Linked DNA regions of Homo sapiens: region 2 is linked to region 1. A link is an interaction called in ENCODE POLR2A ChIA-PET data of the cell type or tissue named here. Cell type or tissue: MCF 10A. All regions are shown on one strand. Each heading gives the region's core, and the rest is flanking DNA. Links, peaks and the distances in the headings are about the cores only.

Region 1 (10,553 bases), core at 2,648-7,647:
GAAACCTGCCCCCTGCCTGGATATTAATCATGCTGATAACTCAGTTACTTTGATTACAGCTCCAGAGAATGACCCAGGGATCTTTTCAAGCTCCAAAATGCTGCCAGTTTAGGAGAGTTTTCCAGTGGCTGTCAGATATTGTTTAATTATTATTATTGAGACAAGGTCTTGCCGTGTTGTCCAGGCTGGTCTCAAACTCCTGAGCTCAAGCGATCCACCTGCCTTGGCCTCCCAAAGTACTGCGATTACAAGCACGAGCCACCGCGCCCAGCCTGTTTAATTATTTTAAATGTTTATTGGGGAAAAAGAAATCCCTAGTAATTTGAGTGAATACCACATGCAAGGCACTGTGCTGGGCTTCAGAATATAAAGATGAGAAATCACTAATAACACCATTGGGACTCAATATGCAAAACTATCATCCATCCTTCCCTCCAAATTTGTTTCTCTCACTGAATTCCCCATTTCAGTTAATGGCAATTCCATCTTTTCAAATGTTGAGGCCAAAAACCATGGAATCCTTCATGGCTCTGAGAGGTGACAGTGTGCTGGCAGTCCTCACAGCCCTCGCTCGCTCTCGGTGCCTCCTCTGCCTGGGCTCCCACTTTGGTGGCACTTGAGGAGCCCTTCAGCGCACCGCTGCACTGTGGGAGCCCCTTTCTGGGCTGGCCAAGGCCGGAGCCCACTCCCTCAAGCTTGCAGGGAGGTGTGGAGGGAGAGGCGCCAGCAGGAACCGGGGCTGCCTGCCGCGCTTGCGGGCCAGCTGGAGTTCCGGGTGGGCGTGGGCTTGGCGGGCCCCGCACTCACACTCGGAGCAGCCAGCCAGCCCTGTCAGCCCCGGGCAATGAGGGACTTAGCACCTGGGCCAGCGGCTGTGGAGGATCTACTGGGTCCCCCAGCAGTGCCAGCCCACCGGTGCTGCGCTCAATTTCTCGCTGGGCCTTAGCTGCCTTCCCGCGGGGCAGGCCACCCACCCAGCAGTGGCAACCCACTCGGGTCCCCTTCCACACTGTGGAAGCTTTGTTCTTTCGCTCTTTGCAATAAATCTTGCTACTGCTCACTCTTTGGGTCCACACTGCTTTTATGAGCCGTAACACTCACCGCAAAGATCTGCAGCTTCACTCCTGAAGCCAGCAAGACCACGAGCCCACCGGGAGGAACGAACAACTCCAAACGCGCTACCTTAAGAGCTGTAACACTCACTGCAAAGGTCTGCAGCTTCACTCCTGAGCCAGCGAGACCACGAACTCACCAGAAGGAAGAAACTCCGAACACATCTGAACATCAGAAGGAACAAACTCCAGACACGCCACCTTAAGAGCTGTAGCACTCACCGCGAGGGTCTGCGGCTTCATTCTTGAAGTCAGTGAGACCAAGAACCCACCAATTCCGGACACAGCTCCCTTCTTGCTCTCACAAACAACATCCAATTCACTCAGAAATTCCATTGGCACTGCCTTCAAAAATATATCCAGAATCTAACCACTTCTCATTCAGTACCACTTCATGACCACCATCATCTAGGTAAGGGGACCCCAACCCCTGGGCCACAGACAGGTCTGTGGCCTGTTAGGAACTGGGCCACACAGCAGCAGGTGAGCAGCGGGCCAGCGAGCATTACCGCTTGAGCTCCACCTCCCGTCAGATTAGTGGAGGCATTTGATTCTCACAGGAGCTGAAACCTACTGTGAACTGCTCAAGCAAGGGATCTAGGTTGAATGCTCCTTATGATAATCTAATGCCTGATGATCTGAGGTGGAACAGTTTCATGTGAAACCACCGCTCCCCACCCAGTCTGTGAAAAAATTGACTTCCATGAAACTGGTCCCTGGTGCCAAAAAGGTTGGGACCACTGATGTAGACTATTTCACTAGACTCCTGATTTCCATGCTTCCGTGCTTGTTCCCTACTGTTTATTCTCAACATACCAGCCATCTTTCAGAGCATAAGTCAGATTGCTACTCCTCTGTTCAAGACTCTTCAAAGGTTCCCCATTTTAGAGTAAAAGCTAAAATCCTTAAAGGCCCTGCAAGGTCCTTCACAATTGGTCTTGCCCAGCATCTCCTGCTGCTATTCCTCTACCTTATTCTGGCCACTGACATCAATGCTATTGCTTGAACAAAGCAGGCACACTTCTGCCTCAGGACCTTTGCGCTGGCTTTTCCTTTTGCCTAAAACACTCTTCCCCATGACATTTCACCAAATGTTACCTTCTCAGTATGTCATTCTCTGATTATTCCATTTTAAAGTACATCTATTCTTGATAACACTCTCACATCCCCCACTGACTCCTTTCCTGATTTATTTTATCTCCATAGCTCTTATTACCACCAAACATAGTGTATAATTTACTTATTTATTATTATATTCATGTATCTAAGTCTCCTTGCTAAAATGTAAGTTTTATGAGGACCAGGATTGTTGTCTGTTTTGTTCACTGAACAGTGACTCCAGAACAGTGTCTACATATAAGAGGCTCTCAAAAAAGATTTGCTGAATGAATGAACTATGTATACATCCTTACTCACAGAGGATGCTATGAGAGGAAAGAATATAAAACAAAACTCTAGAGTCTGGCAAGGTTTCAGACTTAAAATTAGATAAACATTTAAACTGGATGAACGCAGGCCAGGCACAGTAGCTCATGCCTATAATCTCAGCACTTTGAGAAGCCAAGGCGGGAGGATCACTTGAGGCCAGGAGTTCAAGACCAGCCTGGGCAACATCATGAGACTTCATCAGGTGTGGTGGCTAGCGTCTGTAATCCCAGCACTTTGGGAGGCCGAGGTGGATCACCTGAGGTCAGGAGTTCGAGACCAGTCTGGCCAACATGGCAAAACCCTGACTGGGTGTGGTGGCGGGTGCCTGTAATCCCAACTACTCGGGAGGCTGAGGCAGGAGAATTGCTTGAACCCGGGAGGCAGAGGTTGCAGTGAACTGAGATCAGACTGCTGCACTCCAACTTGGGTGACAAAGCAAGACTCTGTCTCAAAAAAAAAAAAAAAAAAAAAATTAAGTATTGGCTGGGCATAGTGGCACACAACTGTAGTCCCAGCTACCCAGGAAGCTGAGGTAGGATTGTCTGAGCCTGGGAGGTTGAGCCTGCAGTGAGCCAAGATCACACCATTGTACTCCAATCTAGACAATAGAACAAAACCCTGTCTTTAAGAAAAAAAAAAATTAGATTAATAGGAATTCTGCACTGATGACAGTAGAGTGACAGACTGTCAATACGCAAGGACATGTTTATAATAAGGGGAAACTCTGAACCCAAAAGAGGACTCTTAAAGACAAGTCAACTTCCTGAAAGTTGTGTTATCTGACAAAAGGAGAAAACAGAATGAGATCTACAGCACGATTTTATGTAAATTTAGAAGATATATGCAGGCCAAACAATATTATATTTCTGAAATATGTAAAGTAATAACTATAGGATAAAAGTAATTTTTGAGGCCAAAGTACTAAAAGAACCACAACTTAGAAAACAATCCTTCTTATTCCCCATTCCCCTTCTTCCCGTCTCTGGTTTTACGGTCTTTTTGGTTGAGTCAAAAGATCTTATTTCCTTCCTTTCTTCTTTCTTCCCACTCCTCTTTTGTTCTCAAAGAACTTAGGGTCAATTTCCTGCACAATCTGTCTGCACAGGATATCCACTTAAACACCATTCTACCCATTAGCACCAAACAAAAGGAAAACTTTTTCAAAGAGAAAAACACCCTAACATTTTTCTGAAGCTAAGAACGAACATATTTTGAATCATAAAGAGTAAGGGAACTAAATGAGGGGGAACAAGATAAGGGATAAAGGCAAAAACAAAAGAAAACAAAAGCCTGTGGGAAGAGCAAGTAAATGTCAGTGTTACCCAGTAGCTATAGTCTATGTCACTTTCCTCATTGGTTAAGACAGACATGTCTGGATGATTCAGATGTACTGTATACGCCCAAATGCAAGTGTGTGGGCTGGGAATGGTTTATTTTTGAACAAAATGAAATGACTACTATAAATTAGGTAACTTAGATATCAAGTTAACTTATCTTCCATTATTCACTGCTATAGAGGTAGATCAGAGATTTAAGATGGGATAAGAGAAGACTGATTTTCACTCACATGTAAAGAACCTAGATAACAGAAATATATTATCACAATTTAAAAAAGGCATTTTTTTTCTATTGCTACAGTTGCAGGCTACAACAAAAATAAAGCAAAACAGAATAGCCACTTGTACAAAGTAAATTATCATGATTGAAAAAGTTAAAACCCAAAATAATAAAACTGAAATTGAGAAAATTCCTAAGCTTCATGTTTAATTTTATTAAAAATACTTTTCACCAGTTAGTCATTCAGTAACTTTTATCAGTTTAATTAGAAATTTGTCAGGTAGTAATAGGAGAAATTAATATTACAAATTTTTAGTTTAGGCATTTTCAAGTATTTTATAAACATTATCTTGCCAGAATTCTACTTTATCTGACTGTATATTCTCTAAGAAGCTAATAAGTTTTAATAACTTCTTTTAAAAATTATGTAAGGTAAATTATTCAACAGTTTTCAATATAGCTTAAGTTCTTCACATCAAGCCATCTATATCTTATTATTACAAAATACTACATATTATCCATACATTCTTCCATTCAGTATTTATTGAGATCCTACTATGAGATATTCCCCCAAGAAAGCACACAAACTTTCACTGACCAAGAATGAAGACAAAAACAGTAGCAGATAAGATGAATTTTTTGAAATCTTCATTCACACTTGATTAATGTGGTTATCAAGCCTCCCTGAAACTATCAACTCTGAACCATACCTGTTAAGTCGGGTAGAGCAGATTCTGAGGCCTCAGTGCACAGGCAGCAAAGTGAAGTGTCCTGATCTCTGCCATAACTATTAGGTGGAAGGAGAACTGTCCCAAGGACCATACCTCTGCCCAGAAGCACAAAAGTTAAACTGTTCTGTGTAAAGAGGAAGTCTTAGAATTCCATTCTCTGACAAGCAATACCACATGCATGTGACATTTACTCATGTACTCAGTGGCCAGAGGGAACCAATAAAATGGTGAGCATTCACAATTCCCAAAGTGGGTGGAGAGTGACCTAAAGGAAAATTTCCAGCAATCCGCAAAAGACTGAGTCAGAATGGAGTTACTTCAAAATCTCTGAGAACACTTTTAAAATGTAAGTAAAATAAAAACCAACATATATATGTATAACAAATAGCCTAATAATAAAACAATGTAGAAGTTAATATATCTCTATTTTATAGGGAGATGATGAGGTGAGACTAGAGAGAAAAGTTTCCTTGGAGAAAATCTGTTTACAATAAAACACGAAATACACTTTTAAAAGAAAGGAAACGCCTAACAAGACTCATCTTTTACATCACTTAAATAGTTCAAGAAACCACAAAGCCAAAGTCAAAGAAATAGCTGTGATCTGATTCATGAGCACAGAAGCCAAGAAATAACTGCCTTTGCTAACAATCTGGCTCTATAGCTTAATAAAGGTTAAAAACATGGCAATATAGTGTTGAAAACTTTTGAGTGTTAAAAGTTTATTTACTTATTTATTTTTATTTACTTATTTATTTTTTGAGACGGAGTCTCGCTCTGTCGCCCAGGCTGGAAGGCAGTGGCGCGATCTCGGCTCACTGCAACCTCTACCTCACGGGTTCAAGTGATTATCCTGCCTCAGCCTCCCAGGTGACTGCGATTACAGGCGCCCGCCACCACGCCCAGCTAATTTTTTGTATTTTTAGAAGAGACGGGGTTTCACTATGTTGGCCAGGCTGGTCTCAAACTCCTGACCTCGTGATCCACCTGCCTCAGCCTCCCAAAGTGCTAGGATTACAGGCATGAGCCACCATGCCCAGCCTGAGTGTTAAAAGTTTTTAAAGCAAAAAGCCCAATCTTTGTTAATAAACAGGAACAAAGTTAAAGAAAATTTAAAAACCTGAAAATGATAGTACTTTATGAGAATTAAACTAGTAAAACCTACAAATAATACATGACTTTAATGTATGATCTACAAAAATAATATTAAAGAGCGTTTGTAGGCCAGGGGCGGTGGCTCACGCCTGTAATCCCAGCACTTTGGGAGGCAGAGGTGGGTGTATCACAAGGTCAGGAGATCGAGACCATCCTCCTGGCTAACACAGTGAAACCCCACCTCTACAAAAAATACAAAAAATTAGCCCGGCATGGTGGCGGGCGCCTGTAGTCCCAGCTACTCGGGAGGCTGAGGCAGGAGAAAGGCATGAACCCAGGAGGTGCAGCTTGCAGTGAGCCAAGATCGCGCCACTGCACTCCAGCCTGGGCGACAGAGCGAGACTCCATCTCAAAAAAAACAAAAAAAAGAGTGTTTGTTTAACTGTGTATCTGAGAACACTCATTCACTCAATAAATATTTATTAAGCACCTACTATGTACCAGCCCCTGTTCTAGGTCAATATAAGTAACAGGGTAAGATAATAGGATGACAGGACTGAAACAGCCTTAGAGAAAATTGAAAAATAAAATGGTAACTTAACCTTATTAGAGAAAGAATAACTTTAATGTAGGTAATTATTAACTATTTAAAATAACAAAGCTTATGTTTTCAATAAAATTATCCTTTATAAAGCCAGTACTTTCAACATCAAGGGACAAATAAAAGAGTTAGATGACTAAAGGTTACCACAATTATGACTAAGAATTTCAAATACCAGATTGAATATCTCATTCTCCGGATTATAGAAAAAAAGGTATGGGAAAGGATCTTCATCATCCACATTCTATCCATATGTAGACTCTATACCATATGGTTTACTATTTAATCAATAAATCTTCTATTTAAATTACCAATAATTAGTAGTTACATTTTCAATTACTTATAGCATAATTTGGAATAAAGAGGAGATAAATGGATAAACAAAAGGTGGTCTATACATATAATGAAGTATTATTTAGCCATAAAAAGAATGAAATGTTGATATATGCTACAATGTAGATGGGCCTTGAAAATATGATGCTAAGTGAAATAAGCCAGACACATCAAGGCAAATATTATATAATTCTACTTACATGAAATATTTAGAATTTTTCTAGTTCTGGAAGTCTAGTTCTGCAAATGGATGGCTATACAACATTATGAATATATTTAATCCTACTAAACTGTACATCTACGAATAGTTAAAATAGTAAATTCTGATACTTTGTCATAATTAAAAATTAAAATTACTAAGGTCTCCAAAGGCCTTTTGTTTATGTTATAGCTATCAGTATTTACTATATTTGAAATTAAACCTGAAATTTTAATGAGAAATTTGAATACCTATTAATTCTAAAATAACAATAAACCCATTATGTTAATAACATATTTTTACCAAAAAGAAAACTATTTTCAAAAAAGAATTAAGAAGATAAGAGTAGCATTTTCAGTTTTTGCAAATCTCTTTAATAGGCTGAGGTGGAAAAGTGCATTACTTTAATGAACGTGACAAACTAAGGCCAGAAGCAAAAGAAGAATCTAAGCAAAGATGAGGAGGAGCGGGGGCATTCTGAGTAGACAATGTAGCAAGTTCAATGCAAAAACTCTGAGGTAGGAAAAGAACCTGGTATGTACAGGAAATAAGAAGTGTGGCTACTGTTACGGAAGTCAAAAGATGAGCATGAAACAAAGTAAGGTAGACAGGGGCTGGCCAAATCAAGTGCTTAGGGATTTAGGATTCTATTCCAAGTGCAATGGAAATCCAGTGAACAGTTTTAAGCAGGATGGCCATATGGTCTGATCTCCATTTTTTTTTTTTTTTTGAGACAGGGTCTTGCTCTGTCTCCCAGGCTGGGGTGCAGTGGCGTGATCTTGGCTCACTACAACCTCCACCTCCCAGGTTCAAGCGATTCTCCTGCCTCAGCCTCCTGGGTAGCTGGGATTACAAGGTGTGCACCACCATGCCTGGCTAATTTTTGTATTTTTAGTAGAGATGGGGTTTTGCCATGTTGGCCAGGCTGCTGATTTCCATTTTTTAAAAGACCATTATTACATGAAAAAAAATGAATTACATTGAGAACCAAATTAGAAGCAGAAAACTATGCAGTAGTTCAGCAATGGGATCATGTTGGCTTAGAATAGGATGGTGGCAGTGGAGACAAAGAAAAGTGGAAGAACTTAACGATATGGTTTGAAGAGGGAATCAACAGGGCTTGCAGATTACTTGGATACAACATAAGAGAGAAGGAGAAAATAAAGAACGGCTGCCAGGTTTTAGGCTTAACTGTAACTGGGTAGATGGCCATGTAATTCACTGAGAAGCAGCAGTAGCACAGGTTGAGTATACCTTATCCAAAACACTTGAGACCTGAAGTGTTTCAGGTTTAAAATTTTTTCAGATTTTAGAATATGTGCATATATATAATGAGATATCTTGAGGTTGAGTCCCAAGTGATATGGTTTGGCTGTGTCCCTACCCAAAATCTCATCTTGAATTGTAATCCCCATAAATCCCTACGTGTCAAGGGCAGGATCAGGCGGAGATAATCGGATCATGGAGGCATTTTCCCCCATGCTGTTCTCGTGATGGTGAGTCTCACAAGATCTGATGATTTTATAAGCGTCTGGCATTTCCTCTCCTTGTACTCACTCCATCCTGCCACCCTGTGAGGAAGGTGCCTGTTTCTCCTTTGCCTTCTGCCATGAGGAAAAAGGAAAGGAAAAAGATATATCACCCCAAAATATGTCTCTGACATAAAAATTATTTTTGAGCCTAAAGCAATGAATAGGGGAAAAGCTCTCCATATCCTCTTGCTTTTCTACCTAAAGACAGGATACAAATTCTCCTTTACTGGTGACAACTATAGACTCTTATCAGCCCAGAGATGGCCTGAGCCTGGGAGGTTGAGGCTGTAGTGAGCCAAGATCACAGCACTGCACTCCAGCCCACATGACAGAGCCAGACCCTGTCTTTAAAAAAAAAAAATTTAAAAAGTAGGCTAAGAACATGAACAGACATTTTCCAAAGATGACACATAGGTGGCTAACAAACATATGAATAAATGGTCCAATCACTAATCATCAGAGAAATGCAAAAAAAAAAAAAAAAAAAAAAAAAAACCAACTGATGTTGGCAAGGATGCAGAGAAAAGGGAACACTTATTCACTGTTGGTGGAAATGTAAGTTAGCACAACCTCTACGAAAAACAGTATAGAAATTTCTCAAAGAACTACAAGTAGAACTATACTTCAATCCAGCAATCCCACTACTGGGTATCTACCCAAAGGAAAAGAAATCATTCTATCAAAAAGACACTTGCACTCCATATATTTATTGTAGCACTATTCACAATAGCAAAATCATGGAATCAACCTAAGTGTCCATCAATGGATGACTGGAGTTTTTAAAATGTGGTATAGATATACCATGGAATACTACTTAGCCATAAAGAAGAATAAAATCATGTATTTTGCAGCAACATGGTTGGAACTGGAGGTCGTTATCCTAAGTGAAATGACTTAAAAACAGAAAGCCAAAAACCCTATGTTCTCATTGTAAGCGGGAGCTAAACAATGGTACACATGGACATACCGAATGGAATAATATATTCTGGAGACTCCAAAAGGTGGAATACTACCTATTGGGTCCCATGTCATGTATGCTATTCAGGTGATGGTTACACTGGAAGCCCAGACTTCACCACTAGGCAATATATCCATGGAAGAACTGCACTTGTACCCTCCAAATCTATAAACTTTTTTTAAAAAAGCAATAGAGAGACCTCAGCTTTTGCAAGATTAACTCTCTTTAGGTTAGTCAATAATAGTATAAGTACATGTTGTTTTATTATTCTTTGCTTTACTGTGCTTTGCAGACGCTGTGTTTTTCACAAATTGAAGGTTTGTGGCAACCCTACATTGAGCAAGTCTATCAGCACCACTTTTCTTTTCTTTTTTTTTTTTTTTTTGAGACAAAGTCTCACTCTATTGCCCAGGCTGGAGTGCAGTGGCATGATCTCAGCTCACTGCAACCTCCACCTCTCAGGTTCAAGCAATCCTCCAGCCTTAGCCTCCTGAGTAGCTGGGACCACACGTGTGTGCCATCACCCCCGGCTAATTTTTGTATTTTTTTGTAGAGAAGTGGTTTCACCATGTTGCCCAGGCTGCTCTCAAACTCCTGAGCTCAAAGCGATCTGCCCACTTCAGCCTCCCAAAATGTTGGTATTACGGGTGTGAACCACCGCACCTGGCTAGCACCATTTTTCCATCAAGTGCTCACTTCATGTTTCTGTGTCACCTTGTGGTAATTCTCACAATATTTCAAACTTTTTAATTGTTATCATATCTATTATGGTGATCTGTGATCAGTGATCTTTGATGTCACTACTGTCATTGTTTTGGGGCGCCACAAACTGCGCCATAGGAGACAGCAAAATTAATCATGACCACTCCACTGATCAGCTGTTTCCCTGTCTCACTCCCTCTCCTCAAGCCTATTCCTTGAGACACAACAATACTGAAATTAGGCCAAAACTGGGCACAGTGGCTCACGCCTGTAATCTCAGCACTTTGTGAGGCCGAGGTGGACAG
Region 2 (10,553 bases), core at 2,456-7,455, 83 kb before region 1:
AATATTTAAAGGACTTATGACAGATTCATCATTCAGAATTTCAACTTATAAGGCTTGGGCTATACTTTTCTTATAGATAACCAAAAGCATACAATGTTAGATATTGTATCAGATATTTGTTTCAGATATTTTCTAATCACCTTTGGTTGTTCAGTTTTATGTTTAGCAAGCATGAATTCCTGGTGGGTGCTGGGATTGAGGGAAAGAGTCCAAGAAGAAGAAGCCAGGGTACCTGCTCTTCAAAGGCTCACAGATGGTCAACTCACACATTGTATGAAGTGTGGGTAAGGGAAAAGCAGAGGATTTGTAGAGGAGGTTATTAACACTTGAACTGAGTATTGAAGAACCAGTATGAGTTACCAAGGCAGCAAAGAGGAAAGGGCATTGGCAAAATAATGGGAATATTAATGAGAACAAGGGCATAAAGACTGGAAAGTAATAGGTAGAGGGATTTGGCTGGAGGTAAAGTTCTTAATAATCGTCTGACCTTAGCATAACCTTGTTGTTATTGTTGTGTTTTTAGACTTTATTGTTTTTAGAGCAGCTTTAGGTTCACAGCAAAACTGAGAGGAAGGTACAGAGATTTCCCAAATAACCGCTGCCCGTCACATGCATAGTTTCCCCCATTATCAACATCTCACATCACAGTGGTACAGTTGTTACAATTGATGAGTCCACACTGACACATCATAATCACCCAGACTCCATAGTTTACATTCCCATTCACTCTTGGTGTTGCACATTCTGTGGGTTTGGACAAATATATAATGACATGTATACATCATTATAGTATCACACAGAGTATTTTCACTGATCTAAAAATCCTCTATGTTCCACCTATTCATCATTCTCCACCCCTCTCTCCAATCCCCTTGCAACTACTGATCTTTTTACTGTCTGCATAATTTTGCCTTTTCCAGAATGTTACATAGTTGAATCACAGTATATAGCTTTTTCAGAGTGGTTTCTTTCACTTAATAATACACATTTAAGATTCCTCCATGTCTTTTCATGCATGGCTTGATTTATCATTTCTTGTTATTGCTGACTAATGTTCCATTGTCTGATGTACCACAGTTTATCCATTTACCTATTGAATGGCATCTTGGTTGCTTCCATGTTTGGGCAGTTGTGAATAAAGCTGCCATAAACATCTGTGTATAGCTTTTTGTATTGACATAAGTTTTCAGCTCTTTTGGGTAAATACCAAGGAGTGTGATTTCTGGATCATATAGTAAGAGTACATTTAGTAAGAAACTGCCAAATTGTCTTCCAAAGTGGCTGTACCATTTTGCATTCCCACCAGCAAAGAGAGAGTTCCTGTTGCTCCTCATCCTTGGCAGCATTTGATGTTGTCATATTTTGGATTTTGACTATTCTAATCTAGTAGGTGTATCTCATTGTTTTAGTTTGCATCTCCCTGATGACATATAATGTACAGCATCTTTACATATGTTTTTCTGTCATCTGTATATCTTTGCTGAGGTGTCTGTTAAGGTCTTTGGCTCATATTTAAGTTAGGTTGGTTGTTTTCTTACTGTCAAGTTTTAGGAGTTCTTGGTATGGTATGGCCGAAAGTCCTTTGTTAGATGTGTCTTTTGAAAATATTTTCTCCAGCTGGACACGGTGGCTCATGCCTGTAATGCCAGCACTTTGGGAGGCCGAGGTGGGCAGATCACTTGAGGGCGGGAGTTCGAGACCAGCCTGGCCAATATGGTGAAACCCTGTCTCTACTAAAAACACGAAAATTAGCTGGGCATGGTGGCACACACCTGTAATCACAGCTACTTGGGAGACTGAGGCAGGAGAGTTGCTTGAACCCAGGAGACAGAGGTTGCAGTAAGCTGAGATCACGCCACTGTAACTCCAGCCTGGTCGACAGAGTGAGACTCCATCTCAAAAAAAAAAAAATATTTTCTTCAAATGTATAACTTGTTTCATTCTCTTGATGCAATTTTTAAAATGTATTATTAAGTAAGTTGGCCTATAATACAAGAATAACTAAAATCTGTGTAGCCCCGGCAACCTACCCAAGTATGTTCACACTGTTACTTTATCTGATCCTTTTGACAATAGCATGCAATAAGTAGGTGAGGTGTTACCCACATTTTATACCTAAGAGTGGAGGCTTAGAAGTGTCTAATGACTTTCCCAAAGTCACAAAACTACTAATTGTTAGCCAGGATCCAAACTCAGATTTTAAGACTCTAAAATCTTTCATTAGCTTATAGTCTTTATTTATTCAGTACGACTTTATTTCACTTCTGTTTGACAGGTACTGAGCTAGGTGCTGAATATGCAAAACTGAATGACCTTCTTATCTTCAAGGATCTTTGTCTAGTGCGGGAGCCAGACATGTACAAAGGGGCTATGGACTGTTGGGGTGGGGGTGGGAATAGGGAGGTGGCCAAGAAGTTATGGCCAGGTGATAATTCGTGAAGGTGATATTTTAACCAAGTCTTAAAGGGAAAATAGCAGTCTCTTAGGTAGATACAGTGGGAAAGAATATTTTAGGTTTGTATTTAACATTTTTTGTGCTATAGATACCTTTGGCAGTCTGGAAAAGCTTACAGATCCTTTCTAAAAATAAAGGTTTTAAATACATACAGAAATTAAAATACATAGACTTATAAATGAAACCAATAATATTGAAGTATAATTTCAGTATCAAAAATTTTAAAAAGCAAATTTAGATACAGTAATATGTGCTTTGTTATTTAACACATTAAATAAGATCTATCAGATTAGTCACTACTGTGATTTCAAACTATGATTATAAATAGTATTTTGAGGTTATCTGCAACAATGCTAGTATGATATGAAAAATCCGTGATTTCTTGTAGAGACAAAGTCACATGTAATACAAATATGACGGTTTGCTCCCTGCCATCATAATAGAAGGAAATGCTAATTTTTAGTAGAGGTTAGTGAAAATAAAGATGTAATTTTGTTCCCATCCAGCTTACAGACCCTATGAGTTGACCCTGTTCCAGGTAGAGGACAGAGCCTGGACAAGGGTGATGAGCAATGAGAGAAGAGCAACAAGCTCAGGAGACTGTGCTGTTTAGCTGAAGGAAAGGATGTGTGGGGGCTGGCCAGTGAGGAAGACAGCTGGTCAGGACAGTGTCACTGAAGGGCCTGTGTACCATGCTTAGGAGTAGAGACTTTCTCTTTAGGCACTAGAAAGCCATTAAAAGAGTTTGAATATGGAAAAATCAGATTTGAATTTCAAGAGCGAATTGTGGCAGCATTGTCAAGGGTGCATTGGGAAGGGGAGAATCAAGAGCTGAGAGCACTCTGGGAGTGTTGTGAATTCATATGTAATAAGAGAACTAAAGCAGGGACAGGGAATAGAAAGATTTAAGGGCTATTCAAGAGTTGGAATGGAAAGAATTTGGTGAACATTTGGGCTGGGAGAGCAATTGAGAGAGAAGAAAAAATTAAGAATGACTCCTAGGTTTCTGGATTGGATGACAAATGATTAGTGGAGCTGTTAACTATTTTAGGAATGTAGGGAGAGGAGCATATTTAGGGAGGTGGAGCAGAGAAAGATAATGAATTTAATCTTGGATATTTTGTTTCCTTCACAGGCACATCCAGGAGTAAGTGTAGACTAATCATTTAGGAGCTAAAGCCTACAGTTTAGGAGAAAAGGCTTGGCTGAAGCCATAGACATTCTTGTCACAGTTGGTAGTTCACCCAAGGAGAGCATGGAGACTGAGTTGATCAGAAAACCAGTTTTTAAAAGTTTGGCAATCCAGGAAATAGAGGTTCAGAGCCTCAGCTCATGGTACTGAAACAGGGATATTGAACTCTGGAAAGGTAGATCGAACCATGTTATTAAAATAAGTAGCTGGCATCGATTGGTGTCTGACAATATGTCAGGCACTGTGCTAAGCATTGCCATGGATTGCCTCATTCACTCTTCACAACTCAGTGGTGGAGGAGGTACTATTGTTGTCTCCATTTTACAGAAGTTGCTTAGAGAGACTAAATTACATGCCCAGAGTCTTGCAATCTCATCATTAAACTAGTCTAAATGTTAACCCCAGGAACCTGACCTCAGACCCCACATTCTCCCTTCTAGTTATGAAGATTCTTACTTACCAAACTCAAGAGTTTGGATTGTATCCTATAGGAAACAGGTTTCCTATACCAGGCAGTATTTTGTTTGTTTTAGGGCTTTACATTTTTATTTGAATCAGTAATGGATTCACACAATTCAAAATTCAGGGAAATTCAGGCCAGGTGCGGTGGCTGACGCCTGTAACCCCAGTACTTTGGGAGGCTGAGGCAGGAGGATCACATGAGGCCAGGAGTTTGAGACCAGCCTGGCCAACATGATGAAATTTCATCTCTACTAAAAATATAAAAATTAGCCGGGTGTGGTGGTGCACGTCTGTAATCCCAACTACTTGGGAGGCTGAGGCAGGAAAATCACTTGAACCCGGGAAGTGGAGGTTGCAGTGAGCCGAGATCATGCCACTGCACTCCAGCCTGGGAGACAGAGCAAGATTATGTCTCAAAAAAAAAAAAAAAATTCTGTGAAATTCAATGAAAAATTTTCTCGTCTGTCTAGTTCCTTCCCCTTTCTCCAAGTGGCAACCTTTAACTAGTAATTTCCTTATGTCTTTTTGTATGAAATATATATATATTTTTTTATTTATCTCTACCATTTTATACAACATATGGCACACTTTGCATACTTCTGCATCTTACTTTTTTTACTTAATAGATTCTAGAAATCTGTATCACATCAAAAGAGCTTCATTGTTTTGTTGTTTCACACTGCAAAGTGTTCCATTATTTGGGTCTACCATAATTCATATAACCAGAATTTTATTGGACTTAAATGTTGTTCCAATATTTTGTTTTTACAACCAGTGTTGCCCAGAATTACCTTGTATATATGTCAGGGGTCCCCAACCCCTGGGCTGCGGAATAGTACCAGTCTGTGGCGTGGTAGGAACTGGGTTGCACAGCATGAGGTGAGGGGTGAGCGAGCATTACCGCCTCAGCACCAGCTCCTTGTCAGATCAGTGGCAGCATTATATTCTCATAGGAGCACAAGCCCTATTGTGAACTGCACATGTGAAGGATCTAGGCTGCACGTTCCTTATGAGAATCTAATACCTGATGATCTGACATGGAGCAGTTTCATCCTGAAACCATTCCCACCCAGTCCCCAACCCCTGTCTGTGGAAAATTGTCTTCCACTAAACCAGTCCCCAGTACCAAAATGGTTGGGGACCACCCATATATATTATTTCACACATGAGCAAGTATTTCTAGAAATGGGAGTGCTAGGTCAAAAGGCACGTGCATTTTAAGTTTTGATAGGTGTGGCCACATTATCCTATATAGATGTTTAACCAGTTTATATTCCCATAGAAATATATAAGAGTGACTCTTTCTGCTAGCTTCACCAACAATATGTTATTAAACTTTTGGTTTTGTGTATTTCATATGAAGCATCTTTTTGTTTGAGAGCTATTTGTATTTTCTGTTAACTGTCTTTGCATATCCTTTGCTCATTTTCTGCTGTGTCATTGGTCTTACTGACGTATAGGAGTTCATCCCTAGGGCATATAGTCTTTTGTGACATGAGATGTAAATACTCTTTGTCGAATTTTTTTTTTTTTTTTTTTTGAGATGGAGTTTTGCTGTGTCACCCAGGCTGGAGTGCAGTGGCACAATCTCGGCTTACTGCAACCTTTGCCTCTCAGATTCCAGTGATCCTCTCGCCTCAGCCTTCCGAGTATTTGGAATTACAGGTGCACATCACTGCTCCCAGCTAATTTTGTATTTTTAGTAGAGACAGGGTTTCGCCATGTTGGCCAGGCTGGTCTCAAATTCCTGACCTCAAGTGATCAGGAGTTCACTTAGTATGATAGTTGCCAAATGGTGATTTTTTTTTTGAAATGCTCTCTCTCAGCAGTATCACCAAGTGATGATTTTTGTATTTTTATTTTTTTGAGACAGAGTCTCACCCTGTCACCCAGGCTGGAGTGCAGTGGCACGATGATGGCCCACAGCAGCCTAATCTCCTGGTCTCAAGCAATCCTCCTACCTCAGCCTCCTGAGTAGCTTGGACTACAGGCATGAGTCACCATGCCTGGCTAATGTTTTTACTTTTAGTTTTATAGAGACAAGGTTTCATTGTGTTGTCCAGGCTGGTCTCGAATTCCTGGGCTCAAGTGATCCTTCTCCCTTGGCCTCCCAAAGTGCTGGGATTACAGATGTGAGCCACAGTTCCTGGTCATCAAATGATGATTTTTTTCATTCTATCGTTGCTTCTAGACCTATTAGTTGTCATTCTGTTGAAGGGTAGAACTCCCCTGCCTCCACACATTCATGTGCTTATTTATATCACCATGAACTCACTATGAGCTACAATTTATGACCATTATAATTATTTGGATGCTTAAACTGTTCCACATTTGGCCGGTGGGAACCTCTACAAACTAGTTCCTGTGTCATTTTGGAATGGTCCCATCATTCTCCAAGCACTTTCTTGCAACTGGCATAACACTGTGGTCCAGGATCATTAAAAGGAACCCTAGTTCCTTTTTTTTTTGAGATGGAGTTTTGCTCTGTCTCCCAGGCTGGAGTGCAGTGGCGCAATCTCGGCTTATTGCAAACTTTGCCTCTCAGGTTTCAGCGATCCTCCTGCCTCAGCCTTCCAAGTAGTTGGAATTACAGGTGCACACCACTACTCCTTAATTCCTTTTAATGTGGTACTAAAATGGTATTTAGGAACTACCCTGTGGGCGCTAGGTGTGCTCATTACTTCCTGGGTGTCATTGTTTCCATGTTCTCTTGAAGGACAGAGGTGGGAAATATATGTATATGTGTGCATACATACACACAAGATACATCTGTATCTTTTTCTGAATCTGTGTGTATTAAAACCATCAATTCAGGCCTGGCGCAGTGGCTCACACCTGTAATCCCAGCACTCTGGGAGGCTGAGGTGGGTGGATCATGAGGTCAGGAGTTCTGAGACCAGCCTGTCCAATATGGTGAAACCCCATCTCTAATAAAAATACAAAAACTAGCTGGCATGGTGGTGGGCGCCTGTAGTCCCAGCTACTCGGGAGGCTGAGGCAGGAGAATTGCTTGAACCCGGGAGGCGGAGGTTTCAGTGAGCCAAGATCATGCCACTGCATTCTAGCCTGGGCAACAGAGCGAGACTCCATCTCAAAAAAAGAAAAACAAAAAACAAACAAAAAAAAACACCCATCAATTCAAACTAGTATTTCCAATTCTAATTCACCACTGCAGGATTTATCCTGGCTTTCTCTCTTTCTGTATGTTTAACTCTCTTCTCCACTGGTGAGAAGCCTGGTTACTGTTACACTCAGTCTGTCTACTTATTTGCTCAACTTCCCCCCTTCCTCTATACCTACCCCTCTATGTAACCAAACTCTTGGCCACACTTGGCCTAGTACATGACCTCTTTTGCCCTCCCCTGGGCACTCTGGCCAAGATCTCAGCCCTAATGAAGAAGAGGAGGATGTTACTTTCCTTTAATTAAAGTGAGTTCAGGCCGGGCGCGGTAGCTCACACCTGTAATCCCAGCACTTTGGGAGGCTGAGGTGGGCGGATCACCTGAGGTCAGGAGTTTTGAGACCAGCCTGACCAAATGGTGAAACCCTGTCTCTACTACAAATACAAAAATTAGCCAAGCATGGTGGCATGCGCCTGTAATCCTAGCTACTCAGGAGGCTGAGACGGAAGAATTGCTTGAACCTGGGAGGCAGAGGTTGCAGTGAGCCAAGATCTTGCCACTGCACTCTAGCCTGGGCGACAGAGCAAGACTCAGTCTCAAAAAAAAATAAAATAGTGAGTTTAGAGGCCAGACATGGTGGCTCATGCCTATAATCCCAGCATTTTGAGAGGCTGAAGTAAGAAGATCACTTGAGTCCAGGAGTTTGAGCCCAGCCAGGCCAACATGGCGAAACCCCATCTCTACCAGGAAAATACAAAAATTAGCTGGGCATGGAGGCATATACCTATAGTTCCAGCTACTCAGGAGGCTGAGATGGAAGGATGGCTTGAGCCCCAGAGGCAGAGGTTGCAGTGAGCTGAGATCACGCCACTGCACTCCAGCTTGGATGACAAAGCCAGACCCTGTCTCAAAACAACAACAACAACAAAAACAAAACAAACAAAAAGTGAATTTGAAGGATACTGGTGATGGTAGTTGACACCAGAGAGTGAGACTGGGTAGAAAGGACACAGGAGGCAAGGGCAACTTACTTTTGGGTGTATATCCTTTTGTACTTTTTAAATTTTTTTTACACCGTGTGCTTTTTTATTACCTATACAGGAAAATAAATGTTTGAAATATAGTAAACTCAGGGTCTTTGTTTTCACCATGCTTATTTACTTAGCTACTCTGTTCTGCATTATTTGGGAGAGAACTTGGAGTCTTCGTTATTTCCTTAAGTGTATTTGGCTCCTTTCTGTCCTTTAGGAAACAATACTTGTTTTTATGGGAAGTGCTATTACTGCCGAGAAACAGAACCAGCTTGTGCTGATGGAGACATAATGGAGGGATCTGTCACACTTTGGCTTCCAGATGTGTGGCCTCTGCAGAAGCACCGTCACCCATGGGGCAGGACTTACCGAGAAGGCAAATTGGCCAGGTAAATGCTCCTATGAGCCATTACTTAATTCTCCCCTGTGCCTAGCCAGGTGCCAACTCTGTAAAGGAGCCAGCAGTTCTGTCCAAGAGTGAAAAGAACTGTGGAGTCAGGGGCAAACCGGTAGGTAGGAACTCTGTCTTCTCTTTGTGTGTAACAGTGCCAGGTACAGTGTTGTCACTCAGTGCTGTGATGCTGCTTGTCTCCAGGTGGGAGTATGATGAGAGCTACTGTGATGCTGTGAAGAAAACGTCCCCTTATGACTCTGGCCCGCGCCTCTTGGACATCATTGACACAGCTGTCTTTGATTACCTGATTGGCAATGCTGACCGCCATCACTATGAGAGCTTTCAAGATGATGAAGGCGCTAGTATGCTCATCCTTCTTGATAATGCCAAAAGGTGAGACCAGCAGGACTGTCCTTGTCAGGGAGGGGTTTCTGTATATGAAAGAAGGGCATTTTCCAGAGCATCCTGGAGAATATCCAGAATGCAATTGATAGGCAACATCCTTCTTTTTTCCACTTGGAGTCTTTGCTATTGGTACCTGTCCTTCTCTCCACTCTCAGGGATCTCAGTACTTCAAAAAATGGAAAAGTGGTTCTTCCAAGGAGTCTAAGACTCTATGAGCCTCTTCTCAGACAACTGGAAAACCAGGGTTATTCATTTGTTACTACCTACATCGTTCTTTCTTGGCTATGATATTTGGTGTTTAGAAGCTTGAGAAATACAGATGTAATAGAGTGTGGAATTTGTCGTTAAATTTATTCTATCCAAAGGTTCCTGCAATTAAAAAATTAATTTATTTGGTAGGATGTTTTGCTATTTTTGTGTTTGTCTAGGTCCATACTTTTGCTGTCATGGGAAGAAGAGCTGTTGCCTAGTGTGGATTTTATATATAACAACAAGTTACTTTTATCTTGAATAAAAAATGTTTATTCATTTTGAATAAATAGAATGTCCTTATTTTTTTAGGCCTGAGCTATTTGGAGAGCACATTGTATTTCCATTTCATATTCTGCATTCTCTGTGGTGGCCGGTTTAGTGCCACACTTTTTTTTTTTAAGTTTTTTTGAGACGGAGTTTTGCTCTGTTGCCCAGGCTGGAGTGCAGTGGCACAATCTCAGCTCACTGCAACTTCTGTCTCCTGGGTTCAAGCGATTCTCCACCCTCAGCCTCCTGAGTAGCTGGGACTACAGGCACTCGCTAATTTTGTATTTTTAGTAGAGACAGGGTTTCGCCATTTTGGCCAGGCTGGTCTTGAACTCCTGACCTCAAGTGCTCTGCTTGCCTCGACCTCTCAAAGTGCTGGGATTACAGGTGTAGTGCCACACTTTTAGTTGCATTTAATAAATATTTACTAAATAGAACGCTTCCTTGGAGTACAGAATTTTCCAGGCCCTAGGTCACTACTGTTAACATTGGTTGTTGGAAATAAGCTAAGACATGGCTCCTCAGCAAAGAGTGCTTGGGCAGCATTTGCTAATGATGCCACCATCTTATACTGAACACCAGGCGCCTCATGCTTTGTGAAAGATGGTGATGGCCACAGAAAATGAAAAACCAGCAAACACTGCCTCTCCCTCTACCCCATTACAGCAAAGCACATAGCACTCATCCTGTGATACACATGATACTTGATATTTGGTGTATATCAAAATAGTTGCTTTGTCCACTCGGGCCGCTATAACAAAATCCCTTAGACTGGGTAATTCATAAGCATCAGAAATGTATTGCTTACAGTTTTGGAGGCTGGGAACTCTAAGATGAAGGTGCCAGCAGATTCAGTGTCTGGTGAGGGCCTGTTTCTCAGATGGTGCCTTCTATGTGTCCTCATATGGCAGAAGAGGTAAACACGCTCCCTCTGGCCTCATTTATAAGGGCACTAATCCCGTTCATGTGGGCT

What was found. ChIA-PET counts read pairs that join two places held together with the same protein. Peaks named below come from ENCODE experiments on the same cell type or tissue, not always from the same donor. Only the 100,000 strongest peaks of a DNase experiment are listed, where the experiment ranks them.
Region 2: POLR2A ChIA-PET joins it to region 1 with 6 read pairs; 3 of 35 experiments call an interaction of 5 or more read pairs at or near these places.

The regions. Positions count from the first base shown.
Region 1 is chr1:179,138,126-179,148,678 of GRCh38, forward strand. All of the region lies in intron 1 of ABL2 (ABL proto-oncogene 2, non-receptor tyrosine kinase), which reads right to left. Among named protein-coding and RNA genes, the nearest start is that of TOR3A, 61 kb to the left of the region's middle. RefSeq lists enhancers at 693-1,199, 4,518-5,717. In MCF 10A, for the core only: no CTCF peak of the experiment used is centred there; DNase peaks (open chromatin) are centred at 3,926, 5,056 and 5,426.
Region 2 is chr1:179,055,448-179,066,000 of GRCh38, forward strand. FAM20B (FAM20B glycosaminoglycan xylosylkinase) reads left to right here. Exons shown (of 8, transcript NM_014864.4): 5 at 8,480-8,651; 6 at 8,858-9,049. Among named protein-coding and RNA genes, the nearest start is that of TOR3A, 21 kb to the right of the region's middle. In MCF 10A, for the core only: no CTCF peak of the experiment used is centred there; no DNase peak of the experiment used is centred there.